2 separate regions of the Homo sapiens genome follow, and region 1 is linked to region 2. Evidence: chromatin loops called from intact Hi-C (ENCODE). Cell type or tissue: OCI-LY7. All regions are shown on one strand. Each heading gives the region's core, and the rest is flanking DNA. Links, peaks and the distances in the headings are about the cores only.

Evidence for each region. Hi-C counts contacts between places; a loop is a spot of excess contacts. Peaks named below come from ENCODE experiments on the same cell type or tissue, not always from the same donor. Only the 100,000 strongest peaks of a DNase experiment are listed, where the experiment ranks them.
Region 1: a loop joins it to region 2, with 17 times the contacts of the local background. A loop is called at or near these places in 5 of 110 quality-filtered maps.

The regions. Positions count from the first base shown.
Region 1 is chr13:49,416,108-49,426,177 of GRCh38, forward strand. The region is part of intron 3 of CAB39L (calcium binding protein 39 like); the gene reads right to left. Among named protein-coding and RNA genes, the nearest start is that of CAB39L, 23 kb to the right of the region's middle. In OCI-LY7, for the core only: a CTCF peak has its summit at 5,537; DNase peaks (open chromatin) are centred at 2,294, 2,934 and 5,524; H3K4me3 peaks cover 2,139 bases; H3K27ac peaks cover 2,226 bases.
Region 2 is chr13:49,842,715-49,852,784 of GRCh38, forward strand. No RefSeq gene overlaps it. Among named protein-coding and RNA genes, the nearest start is that of KPNA3, 55 kb to the left of the region's middle. In OCI-LY7, for the core only: CTCF peaks have their summits at 5,455 (motif pointing left) and 5,655; a DNase peak (open chromatin) is centred at 5,427; H3K4me3 peaks cover 701 bases.

The DNA.
Region 1 (10,070 bases), core at 577-8,576, 430 kb before region 2:
AACCACATCTTCTGGAAAGTCTTGCTTTTACCCCAACTGTCTCACTGTTCATGGATGGGGAGGTGCAACTAAACTGGGTTGTAGTGAGGACAGAACATGTCACTCTGTTACTGGCTTTAGAAAAAGTAGAGCCAGTGGCCTATGATTCCAAATAGAAGAACTATTGCCCTTCTACAGAATGTGCTTTCAAACCTTGCCCCTGACCCACAACAAAAAATACGGCTAACACAAAAACCCCAGTAACAAGCTAACATGTGTGCAAGTAAAGCAAAAGTTTCACAAAACAACTGCTCTTACCACATCTGATGCAGTCTGATATTGTCTATGCTATTCAATTTAATATTTTTAAACTGTGGATTACAGCTCAGCAAACTGATTTTATGACCTACTAGTGAGTGGAAAGCCACAGTTTGAACAATGCTGACAAGGAGACAGTGCTTTCTTCCCCTGGACCTGTAGGCACTATGTAACGGAGTATCTAGTCATGAAGAAAACTGGCTCTGGAGCCTCCTACCTGACTTCACGTACTGCCTCTGCAACTTACAAGGTGCCTGGACAAATTACTTAACCTCTCTGGGCCCCTATTTCCTCATATGTAAAATGGAAATAACATACCTATGTCATAGGATTATTATAAGGATTAAATGAATTAATGTATAAAGTACTCAGAATAGTGCCTGGTACACAGTGAGCACTGTATAAATATTAGCTAAGATTATTATTATTAATGTGCCTACTGAGGAGGAAAAACACACACTGAGAATTAGGTAAGATGTAAGAGAAGGTCAAGAGGTCCTACGTATCCTGATGCTCTTGTTAGAAGCAGAAAAAGAAAACTGATAATCTCAAAATCTTCTACATAGAACCAAGCAAATGTTAGTCTATAGTAATTTGGTGTTTCTCTTTGATGCCTAAATAGATATTTGAATTAGATCTCACAGTTTATGTTGGCATCTAAAATCTCACTGGCTCTTATCTGAACCCAATCCACTCCTGATTAAGATAATGGTTGGATAGTAATCCATTCCTGATTAGTGTTGAATAGTTAATTTTGAGATAGTGGGCACTTTATATTCCAATTTTTAAAATAGCCTTATTGAGATATCATTTACATACCACAAAATTTCATTATTTGAGTATACCAGCCAATGATTTTAGGGGATTGAGGAGAGTTGTGTAATCAACGCTGCAATTCAATTTCAGAACACTTCCTTTACTCCTATTTGTATCATCTGCCTACTTGCAGTCTGCCTATTTTAAATGAGGAAAACAATCATGCATTGCCAGGCCATCCAAAAACCCCAACTAATTCCCGCAAATATGACTAACATACCCAACTTAACTATTTAACACTACTGTACCAGATAGAAATTACATTTTCCTTCTACAGTGAAGCCAACATGTCCTGTAATGTAAATAAACAATAGAATAATATGTTAACGATATTAAAAATATTATCTAAATTGGACTCAGGCACCTGGCAGAAGCAAATAACAGAAGCAAATAACGGAAGCAAAAACCTTCAGGGAAAGGAAAGAGAAAATAACAATAAAATACACCTTTGGGAGCTTAAGAGGATGGGGATATTCTATCAGGGGAAGACTGAAATAAAACTGTAATAGCCTCTTATGTTTTCCCCAAGAAGTTTTCAGCAGTGCTTACAGGCAGAATTCTTATCCCATGTTTTCAATCCAGAAATTAAAATCTGAGTTAAAAAAAACCCTGCAAGTCATTATGCTAAATATTCAGAAAGTGAGAATACCCACTAGGGATGGCTATAATGAAAAAGACATACTAAGCACTGGCAAAAATGTAGAGAAACTGGAACTCTCAAACATTGCTGGTAAAAATGTAAAATGGAGCAGCTGCTTTAGAAGCAGGTCAATAGTTCCTCAGAAATTAAACACAGCCACCGTATGACCCAGCAATCCCACTCCTAGGTTTATATCCAAGAGAAATGAAAACATACACCCATACAAAAACTTATACATGAATGTTCAAAGCAGCATTATCCATAATACCCCAAAAGTAGAAAAAAAAATGTCCATTAACTGCTGAATGGATAAATGTGGTACATTCATAAAATGGAACATTATTTGGCAAAAAAAGGAATGAAGTCCTGATACATAATACAATATGGGTGAAAACACTATGCTAAGAAGCCAGTCTCAAAAGGTCACATATTGTATGATTCCATTCATATAAAATGTCCAGAATAGGCAAATCCAGAGACATAAAATAGGTTCATAGTTGTCTAGAGTTAGGAGGGTTGAGAGGAAAGGGGAAGTGACTGCTAAGGGTTACAGAGCTGCTTTGCAGGAAGATGAAAGGGTTCTAAAATAATTGTGAGGATAGTTACACAACTCTGTGAACATACTAAAAACTACTGACTTGTACACTTCAATGGGTGTTCTAGAATTCTAGGATACATTAATTCTATCTCAATAAAGCAAACACATTTTGTTTATTTATTTTTTTGAGACACAGTCTCGCTCTTGTCACCCAGGCTAAAGTGCAGTGGCATGATCTCAACTCACTGCAACCTTCCCCTCCTAGGTTCAAGCGATTCTTCTGCCTCCTGAGTAGCTGGGATTACAGGCATGTGCAACCATGCCCGGCTAATTGTAGTTTTAGTACAGCCCGGGGTTTCACCATGTTGGCCAGGCTGGTCTCAAACTCCTGACCTCAAGTGATCTACTCACCTAGACCTCCTAAAGTGCTGGAATTACAGACATGAGCCACCACGCCCAGCCAAGCAAACATATTTTAAAAGCATCATTTTGCCATGTGCTTTTTACTCTTTCACCTCATGTATATTTGAAAAGAACCTTATGTTTTTAATTAATTTACATTTTATTCATCAAAATGTTTTGTTTTTTGAGATGGAGTCTCACTCTGTTGCCCATGCTGGGTGCAGTGGTGCGATCTCGGCTCACTGCCACCTCTCCCTCCCAGGTTCAAGTGATTCTCTTGCCTCATCTTCCTGAGTAGCTGTGATTACAGGTGCATGCCACCATGCCTGGCTAATTTTTGTATTTTTAGTAGAGACGCAGTTTCACCATGTTAGCCAGGCTGGTCTCGAACTCCTGACCTCAAGTGATCCACCCGCCTCGGCCTCCCAAAGTGCTGGGATTACAGGCGTGAACCACCCTTAGTCATCAAAATATTTTCAAAGAACTATTCGATAAATATCAAGTCTTTCAAAAGTTCTTCAAAAGCTTATTTTCCTCCTTTGAATCATAAAGTTCTATTCCACTAAAAAATATGAAATTCCAGCCTGAGCAACATGGCAAAACCCTGTCTCTCAAAAAAATACAAAAATTAGCCACATGTGGTGGCATATGCCTGTAGTCCCAGCTGCTCAGAGGACTGAGGTGGGCGGACTGCTTGAGCCCGGGAGGTCAAGGCTGCAGTGAGTCAAGATCATACCACTGCACTGCAGCCTGGGCAACAGAGAGAAAAGAAACCCTGTCTCAAAAAATAGGAAGAAGAAGAAATGAAATTCAAAATGTAAAATTTCCAGTGCTTGAATCACAGTTTTCAAATTCAGCTTCAGTACTGTCAATTGGCAAAACAACAACAACAAAAACCCCAAACTTTATTATTTTAATCTATTTGGTTCATATTTTGCAAGAGATGGTGGATCTAGAAAACTTTAACCGGGATTTTATGACCTTCCCCTCCCCACCCCGCCAAATCTGAACAAAGAGCTCAAACTACTTTTTTTCCTTCTTTTATTCCATATCATATAGAAGAATGCCACAGTTGCAAAAGAGCAAGCTATCTCTAAAATCCAGGGCCAAGATCAGCAATCCCAGTACTTAAGTCAAAAGAATCAATAAACAGTAAATAGGATTAATTAAATTCATTCTATGTTTCAATTTGTCCAGGTTTTAAACACATTATTCAATCACAGCCATCATAAAATAAGAAATATTATATTAAACGCATTAACTTTAGATTAGAGGATGACAAGTTTAAGGAAGTTGCAGACATCCATTTAGATATCTGTGAAAGGACAATTATTTTAATATTCTTTAATGTACAAGATTTTATTAATATTTCTACAGCACTGTCAAGAAAAAAAGGAGGCCCCAATGAACTGACAAGTAGGCTAACATATAGATTTGTCTTGCCATATTTCTCTATGTAAGTAAATTCAGTTCTGAAAAATAATGCATAAATATACTTTAATGATACAACTTCATTTATCCTCACCTTGTTGACTTTTTCATCTTATGTTCCCAAATCTACTCCTCTGCTGGGTTATTAGCATTTTGCAGTTATAGTTATATATTTTATCAATGTATTAGAGACAGCTAATTGCCTTCCAATATCTGTTCTCCACTTCTTCCCTAACAAAACGCTGTTTATTTCATCACTTTGCCAAACAGTATAAAAGCTCAATTTTCCAGGCTGTCGCCTCAGCTTCCCAAGTAGCTGGAATGTCAGCTAAAGGAGTCAGTGTGACTTAGTCCTGGACAATAAAATGCAAGTAGGGGCTTCTGGGTAGACATATTTTTCTTTATTCTTCTAAGTAAAACCAAAAGCCATGTACATTATGTTTATTATATAAAATGTGTTTGCTTTATTGAGATAGAATTAATGTATCCTAGAATTCTAGAACACCCATTATTCTAACTTTATTAGAAATGCTAAGCATCAGTATTACTGTTGGAATTACGAGAATTTGAAAGATAGCTGCATATAAGGTCAAGAATCAGTAAGTAGAACTACAAAGCAGAAAAAAAATTATTACATTTAATATAACAGTAAATTCTAAGGGACTTAGAAATAAATTTAGCAAGCGAAGAACACATCTGCATGAAGAAAAAAATAATAATCATATCTAAGGGCAAAGAATAAGATCTGAACTAGTGAGCAAAATATCTGTACATTATATTTCAACTAAAACCAAAAGGATTCTGAAAGGTGGAGAGACGACAAACTGGCTAGGGACCTCAGGACCCAGGAGAAAACATGGTAATGATATCCTGAATTTTCTTATTTTTGCTTTCTATATCCCACTCTGGATACTGGTGAAGCCAGCAACCCAGGAACACCAAGTGCAAAGAAACTGCCTCCCCTCTCTGCCCGCCCCTGGAAAAAGACTGCTTTCTCTAGCCAAAGGAACATGAAAGGGGCAGCAAGACAGAAAACTTAAAGGCAATAAATAACTCCAGACAAACACCACAGAAAAAAGTGAAACTCCACCCGACCCCCACCAGCAAAAACCAAGTGGAAAGCCTAGACTTCCATCCCTGTCTGGCTGTAAGAGGAGGCACCCCAAGCTCTTTCCCTAAATGGGGAACAAGGGGAAAGTTGGGACATTCATCCCCCTTGAGCATGATCTAATATCCCCCTTCCCATCTGCGCTAGTGGAGACCACTTTAGGAGCCTGGACTTGCAGCCCACGCATCAGTCACAAGGTGCTCCTCCCCCGACTGCAGGAGTGGTGCCAGAGGAGACTTGTTGAGTGCTGGACTTTCACCACCACTTAGCAGTACCAAGGCCTCCCCTCCACATGGTGTCAGTGGAGGTCCATCAGAGAGCAGTAATAAGGCACTCCTCTACCTCCTAATGAGAGGGGTACCAGTGGAGGCCTAGTGGAGAGCCTGAACCTCCTCCTCTACCCAGCAGTAACAAGCAAACCCCCTCCCCTAGGTGGTCAACTGAGAACAGGGAGAGAACCAAGCCCCTCTGGTGGTAATGAGGCAACCCTGTCTACCCCCAGCAGTAGTGTTGGAGGGTGCCTGCTAAAACACAGATTTAAGTAAGACCCAGAGTCTTATAACATAATACACACAAAAAATAATAATAATACACAAATGTCCAAGTTTCAGTCAAAAATCACTTATTTAATCACAAAGAGATATACCATTTGTTTGATGGGGGCGGGGAGAGAGGGATAACTTATACCAAGAACCAATAAAGATCTCAAACTGAATGATTAAAGACAATCAAAAGATGTCAACACTGAGATGAAACAGCTTGACTGTGCAACAATTTTCTTTTCCTCTCAAAATCTTCTGGCCCTTCAGATTAACACTCCACTGACATTGCACTTATACAGTAAAAGCCTTTACTAATTTATAAATTATAAACTTTGTGATAAAGGAAAGAGTTAAGTATTTCCAAGGAATTTTAGCCCAAGGAAAAGTCGGCATTTAAAAATTTATTTCTGGCCGGGCGTGGTGGCTCACACCTATAATCCCAGCACTTTGGGAGGCCCAGGTGAGTGGATCACTTGAGGCTAGGAGTTCAAGACCAGCCTGGCCAACATGGCAAAACCTTATTTCTACTAAAAATACAAAAAGTTAGTTGGGCATAATGGCATTAGCCTGTCTTCCCAGCTACTCAGGAGGCTGAGGCAGAAGAATGGCTTGAACTGGGAGGTGGAGGTTACAGTGAGCTGAGATTGTGCCACTGCACTCCAGCCTGGGAGACAGAGCGAGACTCTGTCTCAAAATAAATAAATAAATATAATTTTAAAGTGTATTTCTCCCTTAATTTTTTTTTTTTTTGAGGGATGAGTCTCACTATGTCCCCCAGGCTGGTCTCAAACTCCCAGGTTCAGTGATCCTCCCACCTCAGCCTCCTGAATAGCTGGGACTATAAATGCACCCGGCTTCCCTTACTTTTTTATTTCTTAAACTTACCGTTGATTAGAAGCAACCGGAATGAATTCCTTGCACTTCTCAAATTTATTATTCTCTAATATTAGTTACCGTGCAATTCTTACAAGACCAAAAGCATTTTAAAAGTCAATCTTTAAGTATTAAAAAATATACTGGAAAGACTCACCAAAATAATTTATGAATGAGATGATACTAGGTCATTTTTAAGAACACTAGAAAATGTTATTTTTACATTCTCAGTGTACAGAATTTTTTCCAAGTTATACGTAAAAACTAGGAAAAAACAAAATCCACAGACCTAATGCAGAAATGTGATACAGCTTGGGTGAGGATAAAAAGAGGAAGAAACAGCTGTGCTACTCATGAAGGACTATACCATAGATCATTGATGCTCTATCATTAGTATCATCAGGATCACCTGGACGGCAGGTGAAACAGATTACTGGGTCCTTTCCGCAGAATTTCAGATTAAATAAATCTAGGGCAGGTGAGAATTGGCATATCAAACAAGTCCCCAGGGGACGTTGATTCTGCTGGTCCAATGACCACATTTTGAGAACCACTGCCTTAAAGAGATGATGCCTGTGCAGATCACAAAATATAATAATAAAGGTCAGCTACTGGAAGCCTAACTCTAGTGAAGCAAGCAGAACAGCTGTACCTAATTCTGAATTAAGAGTAAGAATTAGAGGCCAGGGACAGTGGCTCACATCTATAATCCCAACACTTTGGGAGGCCAAGGTGGGAGGATCACTTGAGGCCAGGAGTTCCAGAGCAGCCTGGGCAACAGAGAAACACTCCCATCCCTACAAAAAATAAAATAAATCATTTTTTAAAAAAAGAGTAAAAATTAGTAGGAGAGAAAGGGAAGTCAGACCCTAAGTTGCTGTAAAGGTAAAAGTTCATAAAAACCAGAAAATAAAAACAAGTAAGCAACTCTCTTCCCATACACGACAACCTTATTAATGCATTTATTCAACATTTATTGAACAAGAACTATATACCAGGTACAACACATGGAGAACACAAACATAAATAAGCATTAACTGCTAAAGAGCTCATCATCTATAAGGTGAAACAGAACAAAAAGTAATTGTAGACCTAGAAAAGTTAAGGAATTTAACTAAAATGACAAACACAGAAAAATCTGTTCGGCAAATTTCTAAGTTATAACTTCAATGGCATTCTTATTCTTTGGTGACAGGAAAGAAAAAGGGAGCAACTTCACTCTATTAACAATAAAAATCTCTAAAAATAGAATAACAAGTCCATACTGACATAAGCTATTGAATAATAAATAAACGGGAGAGAAGAGACAATCTCCTGTGCAGAAGAATTCCAAGTAATTAGCAGGTGGAACATAACTCCCCACTCCCTGAGTGTAAGTTATAGATCGTGACTTCTTTCCAGAGAGCAGCATGAAAAGAGGGGTAATGGAAACCTGACTGTGGAGAAACCTCACCAACACTACCTCACCCTAGTGATCAAGGTCAACATCAACAGTGATAAGTCACATTGACAGTATGTGATGAAAATGGCACTGCGCTTCTGCGATCTTCCTCAAAACTCGTAACCCCAGTCTAATAAAGAGAAAAACATCAGACAAGTTCAAATTGAGGAACACTTTTACAAAGCACTTAACCAACACTTCTGAACACTGTGAAGGTCATAAAAAACAAGGAACGTCTGAAAAACTGTCACAGCCAAAAGGAGCCTAAGGAGACATGATGACTACATGTAACGTGGCATCCTGGAACAGAAAAGGCTCATTAGGTAAAAACCAAGACAATTTGAACAAAGTATGGACTCTAATTAATGATAATGTAAAAATGTATCAGTATTAGTTCATTAATTGTAACATGTTAATATGTAACAGTTAATAAACTGGTTGTAGGATATATGGGAACCCTCTGCACCATCTTCGCAATTTTTCTGTAAATCTAGAATGGTTTTAAGAAATAAAACTTATTTTAAAACTTGAGAATTAACTTCTCAGAACACTAATTTAGTTTTTAAAAGTCAAAAAATTCCAATGATGGAAAATAAAGGAATACATGAATATATTATGGAATAAATAAGTATATGGAGATTTGCTCCTGACAGGAATTTCTAAATAAGTTTAATGTATATTTTATAATGAGAGGATGGGAATATCAAATTATATATTTTTAAGTTAATGGTACTGAGTTCATTTCACCAGAATTACACCATTATAAAGCTACGATTGACAAAATCCACAAGAATGCATTAAGCAGAAAACACGGCCAAAAACTTTTCAGTAGTAAAACTAATTTAAAATGTAACAAGCACAAAGCAATTCCAATTAAATAAATAATGAAATAGGATGTCAGTTTAGAAAAGAATGAATCTGAATTAATATTTCACAATGCACATGGTAATATATTTCAGGAGGTTAAAAAAGTAAACCTAAGAAAAGTCAAAAAATAACTAAACAGGAGAACATTTTTTTACTTTACCTTAGAAGAAAAATTTGAGTCCTGAAGAAAAAGACAATTTCAATATTGAAAACTTTTATTTTTACATGAAAAATAAAAACTTTTTATGCAATCAATAAAACAAAAATTATAGGAATAAATGTAACAGACTAGGAGAAATCATTACAAAGCTTGCTACCCAAAATATCCATATACAAAAATATAGGCATATGTAGAAAAATACATATGTCTATACACACGTATATAGAGATGAGTATAAAAGTTCAGTTGTGCATTGCCAAGGGAATAATTTCCAAGTAGGAATACAATAAATGAATCAAGACATAGCAAAATGCATAGCTCTGGTAGCAAAATTATTTGGTAAACTATGCAAAAACAGGCACAAAGCTAAAAATATTTACTATTTGGCTTTTTACAGAAAAGGTTTGCCAACCCCTGGGCTAAAGAAGCAAGTTAATTCACTGACCCACACAATTTTTAGTGAGGTTGAGATAGTCATTACAGACAATCCTTTTCAAAAAAGGAGGGAAATGCAAAGTACATAGAATCAGGTTACTAAAATACAGAGGGAAATGTTGGAAATCTGGAAATTCGTTAAGACTCAGTCCTATTTCCATCGGGAAATGATTCTCCATGGCTCTGGGATCCATCTTCCAGGTTCAGCCCTCTGAGACACTCTTTCTTTTTAATGAAAGGTAGCACTTGCTTTCTGCTAAGCAGTTTTCTCATCATGCTTCCTACTTGTAGAAGTTTGGGGGTCCAAAGGCATCTTTTCATTTTGTACTCTCTGACCCCTTTAATCCAAACTAGTAGTGATCCTTAAAATACATTCCTCTTAAAGCTTTGTGGGGGTCCTAGGAATCTCACTGGGGTTCTTTGCATTAAACAAAAGCCACACGCACAAATCTTTTTCAGATAAGCCCTCCTCTACCTTGAGATTCTGCTGAAATGGCTGCAGGATAAGGACCATCCCCTT
Region 2 (10,070 bases), core at 1,334-9,333:
TCACCCAGCTGGTGTTTTTCTCTTGCTGCTTGGGCACAGAGATGGAGTAAATGGGTCTAATCAAGGATAAAGGGAGAGCCAAAGAGATAGTAATATTTGAAAGGAAGTGTTTTTAATGATGTGCCATGTAATCTGAGCTGGGTCAGGAATGAAGTGAAAAACTAAGAGATGATGGATGATGATAGGGGCTGTGAAAGGAAAACAAATCTTGGGGCCCCCAAATCACTAAGCTAAAGGAGAAAGTCAAGCTGGGAACTGTTTAGGGCAATCCTGCCTCCCATTTTATTCAAAGTCACCCCTCTGCTCACTGAGATGAATGCATATCTGATCTAATCAGAAACTCAAAAGAATGCAACCATTTGTCTCTTATCTACCTATGGCTTGGAAGCCCTCTCCCCACTTTGAGTTGTGCTGCCTTTGCTTCGAGTTGTCCTGCCTTTCTGAACCAAACCAATGTTCATCTTATGTATGTTGATCGATGTCTCATGCCTCCCTAAAATGTATAAAACCAGTTTGTGCTCAGACCACCTTAAGCACATGTCATCAGGACCTCCTGAGGCTGTGTCCATGTGTGCATCCTTAACTCTGGCAAAATTAACTTCCTAAATTGACTGAGACCTGTTCACAAGGCCAATGAATCATGGTTCTTCATAAGATTAAATAATTGCTGGTGTGGAAGCATTAGAGCCACTAAACTGGAAAGAGAGGACAAGGTGGTCAGGAAGTGAGGCGCTTGAAAGTGAGAATAAGGGGCGACACGGTCATTGGCGATGACAAGGTCAAGCAAGTGACCTCCAGAGTAGGAGGCTCAAGATCATTTGAGGCACAAAGGTCAAGGAACGGAGAGGCCAAGGTGTCAGACGGATCACTCTCCAAAGAGTGACACTAGTAGATGGTCAAAATGAAAGCAGTGAGCCCAATGCTCAAGTCTGTAAGGGACAAGGAGGAATGACCAGGGTACTGGCAGGTGACAGTAACCAGGAGGGAGGCAGGATTTTAGTCTGATGACATGAATTTCAAGAGAGCTTTGTGCAGCATCTACAAGGCACTGGGACAGAAGACAGACATAGTCTCCCTCCTAAGTGAAGTGGGTTAGGCAAGGAAGGGTTCTAGGCAAGGAAGTTACATGATCCAGCTAGATTTTGAAAAGATCTCTTGGACTACTGTATAGAGAATGGATTGGAGGGAGGTTCGGTGGCATTAGGAGGCTATTACAGTTACTTAGACTGAGGTTGTCAAAGGGTGGACCCCAGACCAGCAGCATCAGCATCACTGAGAACTTGCTAGAAATGTACATTTTGGGGTCCCACCTCAGATCTACTGAGTCAGAAACTCGGGGTGGGGGCCCTGCCATTGGAGTTTTAACAAGCTCCCCCAGTGATTCTGATGCAAGCTGAAGTCAAACGAAAATGGTCACAGAATTATGGCAGTCGAGAGGGAGTGGATGAAGCTACAGCTTGTTAGGGGAAGAATAAGGACAGGGTAGCAAAGTGTAGCAGGGAAGGAGTGGGAAGCACCAGGTTTCTGGGAGGAGGAAGTGGACTGTTGGGAGTTTCCTGTACCCCAAAGGCACGGGGAAGGCTGGAGGAGGAGCCGAGGGGCAGGGCAAGATCAAGAGTTTGGTTCTGTCCGCAGCATGGGGCACATGTGTTCCAGAGAAGCTGGCTGGAAAGTAACGCTGTGGGCAAGAACTATATTCCGCCGTAGTTCCCAGGAGAAATGCAAGACATGCTCCTGGAGGAAAGCTGCGCTGATGGCTCTGGGACATGTCGTGACAATGACACACAGTGGCTCTCTGTGGTCCAGTTAAGCTTGCCAATATTACACACTTGCAATTGAGGGCATGGTGGAAAGCACACTGAGCTTGGAATCCAGAGGAATCAGCCCCTGGGGTTAAGTCTTTTCCCACCAGTCATTTCACCTCTGTGAGCCTGTTTCTACATTTCTTTGTTTTTATTTTATTTTATTACTTATTTATTTTGTTTCTGATTTTTTTTTTTTTTTTTGAGACAGAGTCTCACTCTGTTGCCCAGGCTGGAGTGCAGTGGCATGATCTCCGCTCATTGCAACCTCTGCCTCCTGGCTTCAAGCAATTCTCTGCCTCAGCCTCCTGTGTAGCTGGGATTACAGGCACCTGCCACCCTGCCCGGCTAATTTTTTCGTATTTTTAGTAGAGATGGGGTTTCACCATCTTGGCCAGGCTGGACTTAAACTCCTGACCTTGTGATACACCCACCTCTGCCTCCCAAAGTGCTGGGATTACAGGCGTGAGCCACCGCACCCAGCCGTTTCTGCATGTCTTAACAGGGATTATGATATCTGCCTGAACTACTTACAGGGTACACTGTTAGAGCCAAATGAGCCAATGCAAATCCAAATTTATTGATAATTCTAAAATTGTTTCAATGTAAGTGCAGCAGTATTCCAAATAATCTAATAATTATTCTAATATTCTATTATCAAAACTGCTTTTTTTGCTGGTAGCTGCCCACCTGCTATCATGTGATGGCAGTAGAAAGACGACCAATCTCTTTAAACACACTTTCCTTCCTGGTTATGGCCTTCAATTCACTGTATGAGGTCAATCCTTTGACTGAAACTTTTGCCTATAAAATTGCAGTACACCTGGAATGGTAACACTACAAAAAATACCTACCTTTTATTTACTGTGTACTACGTGCTGGTGTTTCATATCCACTATTTCATATGCCTTGAAGGAGTCTTGTGCACTAGATATTGCTATGCTCACTTTATAGATGAGGACATTGGGCTCAGAGACCAGGGGACTTACCCAAATTCATAGAGCTCGTGGAGGGCAGAGCCAGCACCTGACTGTTTGTGCCTGCCTGTGATGCTGTAGTCTCCCTGCTCTTGCAAGCAGCTTTGGATGGGCAGGGTTAGGGCACCGGTCATCAAGCCTGGGAAAAGGGAGCTTAGCTGGACAAGGGAAGGATGCCAAAGGCTGGGGCTTAAGGATCAGATTCAGTTGACCCTACCCAAGGCACAGGAATTGTTCTATGGACTTTCTGCTCTGCTCTTATGACTTTTATTCACAAGCAGCTTTCTAATGTCTCAACCTTCCATGGCACCCAATACTATTTGCTTAGATATTTGGTGGTGAAATCTTTCAACAGAAATGATGGAAGAACTAAGGGCCCAGGGAGGGCTCCAGAGGAAGGTGGACTCCTTGCGTCCTCTAACCTATAGAACAAATGCACAGAGGGGCTGGGCGCAGTGGCTCACGCCTGTAATCCCAGCACTTTGGGAGGCTGAGGCAGGCAGATCACCTGAGGTCAGGAGTTCAAGACCAGCCTGGCTAACATGGTGAAACCCTATGTCTACTGAAAATACAAAAATTAGCCGGGTGTGGTGGCAGGCACCTATAATCCCAGCTACTTGGGAGGCTGAGGCAGGAGAATTGCTTGAACCTGGAAGGCAGAGCTTGCAGTGAGCCAGGATCATGCCACTGTAGTCCAGCCTGAGTAACAGAGTGAGACTCGGTCTCAAAAAAGCAAAACAAAACAAAAGAACAAATGCACAGAGGGGAGGGGAAGGAGGCTGCCACAGCCCTGGGGTCTCTTTTCCAGGGGTATTTTTTTTTTTTTTTTTTTTTGGAGACGGGGTCTCGCTCTGTCTCCCAGGCTGGAGTGCAGTGGCGCAATTTCGGCTCACTGCAAGCTCCGCCTCCTGGGTTCACGCGATTCTCCTGCCTCAGCCTCCCGAGTAGCTGAGACTACAGGCGCCGGCCACCACACCCGGCTAATTTTGTTTTTGTATTTTTAGTAGAAACGGGGTTTCACCGTGTTAGCCAGGACGGTCTCGATCTTCTGATCTCATGATCCATCCGCCTCAGCCTCCCAAAGTGCTGGGATTACAGGCGTGAGCCACCGCGCCCGGCCCAGGGGTCTTAATACAGTTCATTTTGCACACGAACAGCATTATGCCTTGTGAACTTTGGTGCAGGCGGGAGAGCGATTAGAGGAGTTTCAAGACTGGTAGTCGATGATACCAGCATGTGACATGAGAGATCGGCCGAGCCAGGAAGGAGCCCATGTTCCTTATCTCATATACACAGAAACCAAGGGCCTTGTCCCCAGGCCCAGGATTGTTTAGCACAACAGAATCCCAGCCTCCCCATGTGTTACTCAATCGCTTTAATCCTCTTAAAAAGAATTGCCGGCCGGGCGCGGTGGCTCACGCCTGTAATCCCAGCACTTTGGGAGGCCGAGGCGGGTGGATCACGAGGTGAGGAGATCGAGAGCATCCTGGCTAATGGTGAAACCCCTTCTCTACTAAAAATACAAAAAATTAGCTGGGTGTGGTGGCGGGCGCCTATAGAGCAAGACTCTGTCGAAAAAAAAAAAAAAAAAAAAAAAAAGGGTTTTCTGATCGTGCTCTTGGTACCAGTTCTCCTGAGAGTGAGCTTCACTGTGCTGGATCACAAATGTCCGGTGGAAAGACATCTAGCTGGGGCCATCTCTCCACAGCCACAGCACAGAGCCTTGCATGAGAGGGAGGGAGGGAGGGATGGATGGGTGATTGCCGGAAGAAGATGCAGAATATCCCCTGGACTGCCTCCAAATACAAGTTCAGTGATATAGAACTTCAAATTGGTTAGTTTTTCTGGCATGAAAGGCTATGTCTTGGGGGAACACCTCTCCCACTGCCCCGCAGTGTAGATACCAGCAGCCGAGTACATGTAGTTACCACTGTTTTTGTTTTTTTTTATGGGTCCTGGCTCCTTCAATGGAGAGGCAGTAAGCAATTAAAACCCGCTTCTAAACCATCCTAAGTACTCCTTTGGAGTGGCTGCAAAAATCGATCATCCTCACGGATACAAAGGGGGAGAAAAGAAAAACAAAAGGAATTACTTTAACATCTTCATTTTCAGACTAGGTTAGGGCAGTAAAAAAGATGACCAGTGGAGGCAAACACTGGTTTAGGGCTGTGGCAGCGGCAGTGGGGTTCCGGAGAGAGAAGGGAGGGTAACAGAGGCTCTTCTGATCCTCCTTGCTTCTGGGGTCTCTTGCTGGGCCTCTGAGTAGGTCTGCAAGTAGGGCTGGGCATCGGGGCTCATTTTGACCACAAGTGTTTGCTGGTTTTGGAGTCAGGCAGACATGTGTCACTGCCTGGATTTAATTCCCATAGCTGTGTGACCCTCGGCCGTTTGCTTAATGTCTCTGAGCCTTAATTTACTCACCTGGGAGGAACAATAGGACTGTTCAGAGTAAGTGAAGTAGCACACTGGGCGTCAGGGCACGTTCGGGGCCGCGCCGGCACGCAGAGAACCTCGCCCGCTCGGCATTACTGTCTGGAAACGGCTTGCGGGGACGGTGGAGGATAACAGGGGGCGAGCACCGCCCGCAGCCGGAGTAGCCCTCGCGTTTTTTCCTTGACAGCGCGGCCGAGCGCCGCTGCGGGTTGTGGAGACTGTCCGCCCTCTAGTGGTCGGCTTCAAAAGTTGCTTCAAAGACAAGGCTGAATGAAAAGCGTTGGGGCGCCCTAAGCCGATGCACTGCATGGAAAGGGGGCTACCTTTCCCTTTCCCTTTACTAGAGCGGACAAAGGCTGTTCCATCTTTTTTGGGAGCCATAGAGGGGATCCGGTTGCACTAGCCTGCATCCTCAGGCTGCTGAACTGACCACGGTGGGCTAAACTGGAAAAGTTTCTTTGGGCAGGAAAGACTCAGATTTAACAAACATTTACTGAGCACCTACTACGTTCCTATCTCTGTGCAGGATGCTTTCACTTACTTTACCCATTTAAACCTCTCAGTAAGACCGGGCACGGTGGCTCACGCCTGTAATCCCAGCACTTTGGGAGGCTGAGGAGGGAGGACCGCTTGAGTTCAGGAGTTCAAGACCAACTAGGCAACAGTGAGACCCCTCTCTACAAAAATTAAAAAGTTAGCTGGGCATGGTGGCACACGCCTGTGGCCCCATGTGGCCCCAGCTACTAGGGATGCTGAAGTGGGAGGATTGCTTGAGCCCAGGAGATTTGAGGCTGCAGTGAGCCACGATTGTGCCATTGCACTCCAACCTGGGCAACAGAGCGAGACTGTTTCAAAAAAACAAAAACAAAAACAAAAAACCTCTCGGTAACCTGTGAGTGAGAGTTTAAATATTGTTTTTCTGATAAGATGGTGAAGCACTCTCAGGAAAGTTATTGCACACAGTGGAATCATGGCTACGTGGCTACCTCAGGATTTGTATTAGTACACTTAGGGCTGCTGTAATGACCTAAACATGGGTGGCTTATGGCCCATCCTAATAACCTCACTTTAATTGGATTACCTCTGTAAAGATTCTGCTCTAAATAAGGTCACATTCTGAGGTGTAGGGGTTAGAACCTCTACATATAAAATTTCAGGAAAGTAATTCAACTCATAACAGGATTTTTTTTAATTTCTTTTTTTTAGAGATGAGGTCTCGCTATGTTGCCCAGGCTGATCTTGAACTCCTGAGCTCAAGTGATCCTCCCACCTCGGCCCTCAAACATGCTAGGATTACAGGCATTAGCCACTGCACCTGGCCCTATAACAGGATTTAACCCATAACTCCTGATCCCAAGCCTGATGGTTACCTGTATATTCAAGCAGTGCTTCTTAAACGTGGATGTATATTGGATTTCCTGGAGAATTTTAAAAAATATATTGATGGGCCAGGCGTGGTGGCTCATGCCTGTAATCCCAGCACTTTGGGAGGCCGAGGCGGGTGGATCACCTGAGGTTAGGAGTTCGAGACCAGCCTGGCCAACATAGTGAAACCCCTTCTCTACTAAAAATACAAAAATTAGCCAGGTGTGGTGCCACACGCCTGTAATCCCACCTACTCAGGAGGCTGAGGCATGAGAATTGCTTGAGCTCAGGAGGTGGAGGTTGCAATGATCTGAGATGGTGCCACTGAACTGCAGCCTGGGCGATACAGTGAGACTCCGTCTCAAAAAAAAAAAAAAAAGTGTGTATGTATATATGGTTTTGAGTTCACCTCAAGAGATTACGATTTAATTGGCACATAGTTGACATAGTTGTGCCAATTAAATGTGTATAGACACTGGATTAAAAAAAAAAAACTCCTCAGGTGGTTCTAAGGAGAGGTCAAGATTAGAACCATTGACTTAGAGCACCTTCCCATCACCATTTGATAGGCTCCACCTCAGAGGAAGGATAAGCCCTCTCCTTGCTTCGCTGCCAGGGAAAGGAGGCCCAATTTGTCTTTAGTTCTGCAATCTTGGCTCCATTTCGGTTTCTATTTTTCTTATTCTTTTTTTTTTTTTTTTGAGATGGAGTCTCGCTCTTTTGCCCAGGCCGGAGTGCAGTGGCATGATCTTGGCTCACTGCAACCTCTGCCTCCTGGGTTAAAGTGAGTCTTCTGCCTCAGCCTCCTGAGCAGCTGGGATTACAGGCGCCTGCCACCACACCTGGCTAATTTTTGTATTTTTAGTAGACATGGGTTTCACTATATTGACCAGGCTGGTCTCAAACTCCTGACCTCGTGATCCGCCTGCCTCAGCCCCACAAAGTGCTGGGATTACAGGCGTGAGCCACCACAACAGGCCTATTTTTCTTATTCTTCAAGCACATCTGCTCTTCACACATGTCAGACTCACAGCCTAGTACATGACACACATTAGGCCCTTAACAAATATCTGAAGAAGAAAAGGAGGGAGAAGAATCACAAGGGAAGAAGTGCAAAGGGATGGGATTGGAATAGGGGAACTCTTGAAAAAGTGATGTTTCTGGAAAAGGAGGATTTCATGGTACCCACTGGGGGAGAATATTAGTGCAAATAGTGCCCAATGATGGATAATCATCCAGGGATTTGCCTTCCAGTGATACCACATAAGGGCATCAAATCACATTCACAACCTTAAATTTAATAGTTGTGCATGAGGTGAGGACGAATTACCTTGGGGTATCAGTTCCCCTTCCCACCAAACCCCCAGAGCTGGCACATGACAGTCCAACAAGGTCTCCTCCGAATGCTGAGTGCCCTGGAAGGCAGAGTGAAGCTCTGACCCCATTGTGTTGTGAGGTGGAGAGTAAATGACAGTGGTTTCCTTGTGCCCTGGCTTGTTTCTCCCCCTTGGGCTTCATCCATTCTCACCCTCAGAGCTAACTGGGGCTGACTGGGAATGAGCTAATTAGGACTGGCCTTTCCCTATATGTGTTCCCCAGAAAAGGAGCATATACCTTCAGGAAAACATGAATTCACAGGTCAAAGTAGCAGATTTCAGAATCACAACTATGTGAAATGAAACATAGCATTTTAGATTACAGAATCCAACTATATATATAAAAACAGTTGCATAGATAATGTGATATTGGCCTAATAAATATACAAAAAGAGATAAAAGAAGATAATGACAATGTAGATAAGAACAAGAAAACATAAAAAAGCAATATTAGATAAGTAAAATATCATAGTTGAAGTGAACACATCACATGGATAAACAACAAAATGGATAGAGCTGCAAAACTAATTGTCAACTTGGAAGACCAGGCGGAGGAAATCTTTCAGAAGAGATAAGAAAATAACAAAGACGTATAAAATATAAAGAAAAAACTAGGTTATGTGGAAGACAGAAGTACTAACATCTAGGTAATAAGAATTCTAGAAAGAAGAAAAATGAACAGAAAGAAATGTTTGAAGAAAAATGAGATAATCTTCCATAACTGTAAAAAGATGAAAGAAAGATAAAAAAGGTTATAGAAAAAAGATAAGAAAAAATCCACACCAGAACATTTTATAGTAAAATTAAGAATTTCAAGGCTGGACATGGTGGCTCACACCTTTAATCCCAGCACTTTGGGAGGCTGAGGCAGGAGGATCACTTGAGCCCAGGAGTTCAAGACCAGCATAGGCAACAAAGTGAGATCCCATCTCTACAAAAAGTTTTAAAAATTAGGCATGGTGATGCATGCCTGTAGTCTCAGCTACTCAAAAGGCTGAGGTGGGAGGATCATTTGAGCCCAGGAGGGTGGGGCTGCAGTAAACTGTGATTTCACCACTGCATTCCAGCCTGGGTGACAGAACAAGACATCATCTCAAACAAACAAACAAAAAAACCCAACAACAACAAAAAAAAGAATTCAAGGAAAATTCTAAAAGATTATAAAGAGAAAGAGAACATCACAAAAAGAGGACTGAAGTCAGATTGACATCAGATTTTTTTTTTTTTTTGAGACAGAGTCTCACTCTGTCACCCAGGCTGGAGTTCAGTGGCACAATCTCTGCTCACTGCAACCTCCACTTGCCAGGTTCAAGCAATTCTCCTGTCTCAGCCTCCTGAGCAGCTGGGACTACAGGCACCTGCCACCATGCCTGGCTAATTTTTTTTTGTATTTTTAGTAGAGACAGGGTTTCACCATATTGGTCAGGCTGGTCTTGAACTGCTGGCCTCAGGTGATCTGCCCACCTTGGCCTCCCAAAGTGCTGGGATTACAGGCGTGAGCCACCAGGCCCGGCCTGACATCAGATTTTTTAACAGCAACAACTGATGTAAGAAAACAGTGGAATGAGCTGGGCATAGTGGCTCACACCTGTAATCCCAGCTACTCCAGAGGGTGAGATGGGAAGATTGCTTGAGACTAGGAGTTTGAGACCAGCCTGAGCAACATAGTGAGACCCCATCTCTAAAAAAATATTTTAAATTAGCCGGGCACAATAGTGCACTCCTATAGGCCTAGCTTACTCAGGATGCTCAGGTGGGAGGATCTCTTGAGCCCAGGAGTTTGCGGCTGTAGAGAGCTATGATTATAGTATTGCATTCCAGCCTGGGCAATAGCATGAGACTCCATTTCTAAAAAAAAAAAATAAGAGAAAGAAAAAGGGAAAAAAAAAAAGAAAAAAGAAAAGAAAAAAATGGTGGAGGAATGGTATGGTATTCTCAAAATAATAAAGGCAAAGAAACCATCCTCAATTTTATTTATTTATTTATTTATTTATTTATTTATTTATTTATTTATTTTTGAGACAGTGTCTCGCTCTGTTGCCAGGCTGGAGTGCAGCGGCACGATCTTGGCTCACTGCAACCTCTGCCTCTTGGGTTTAAGCAATTCTGCTGCCTCA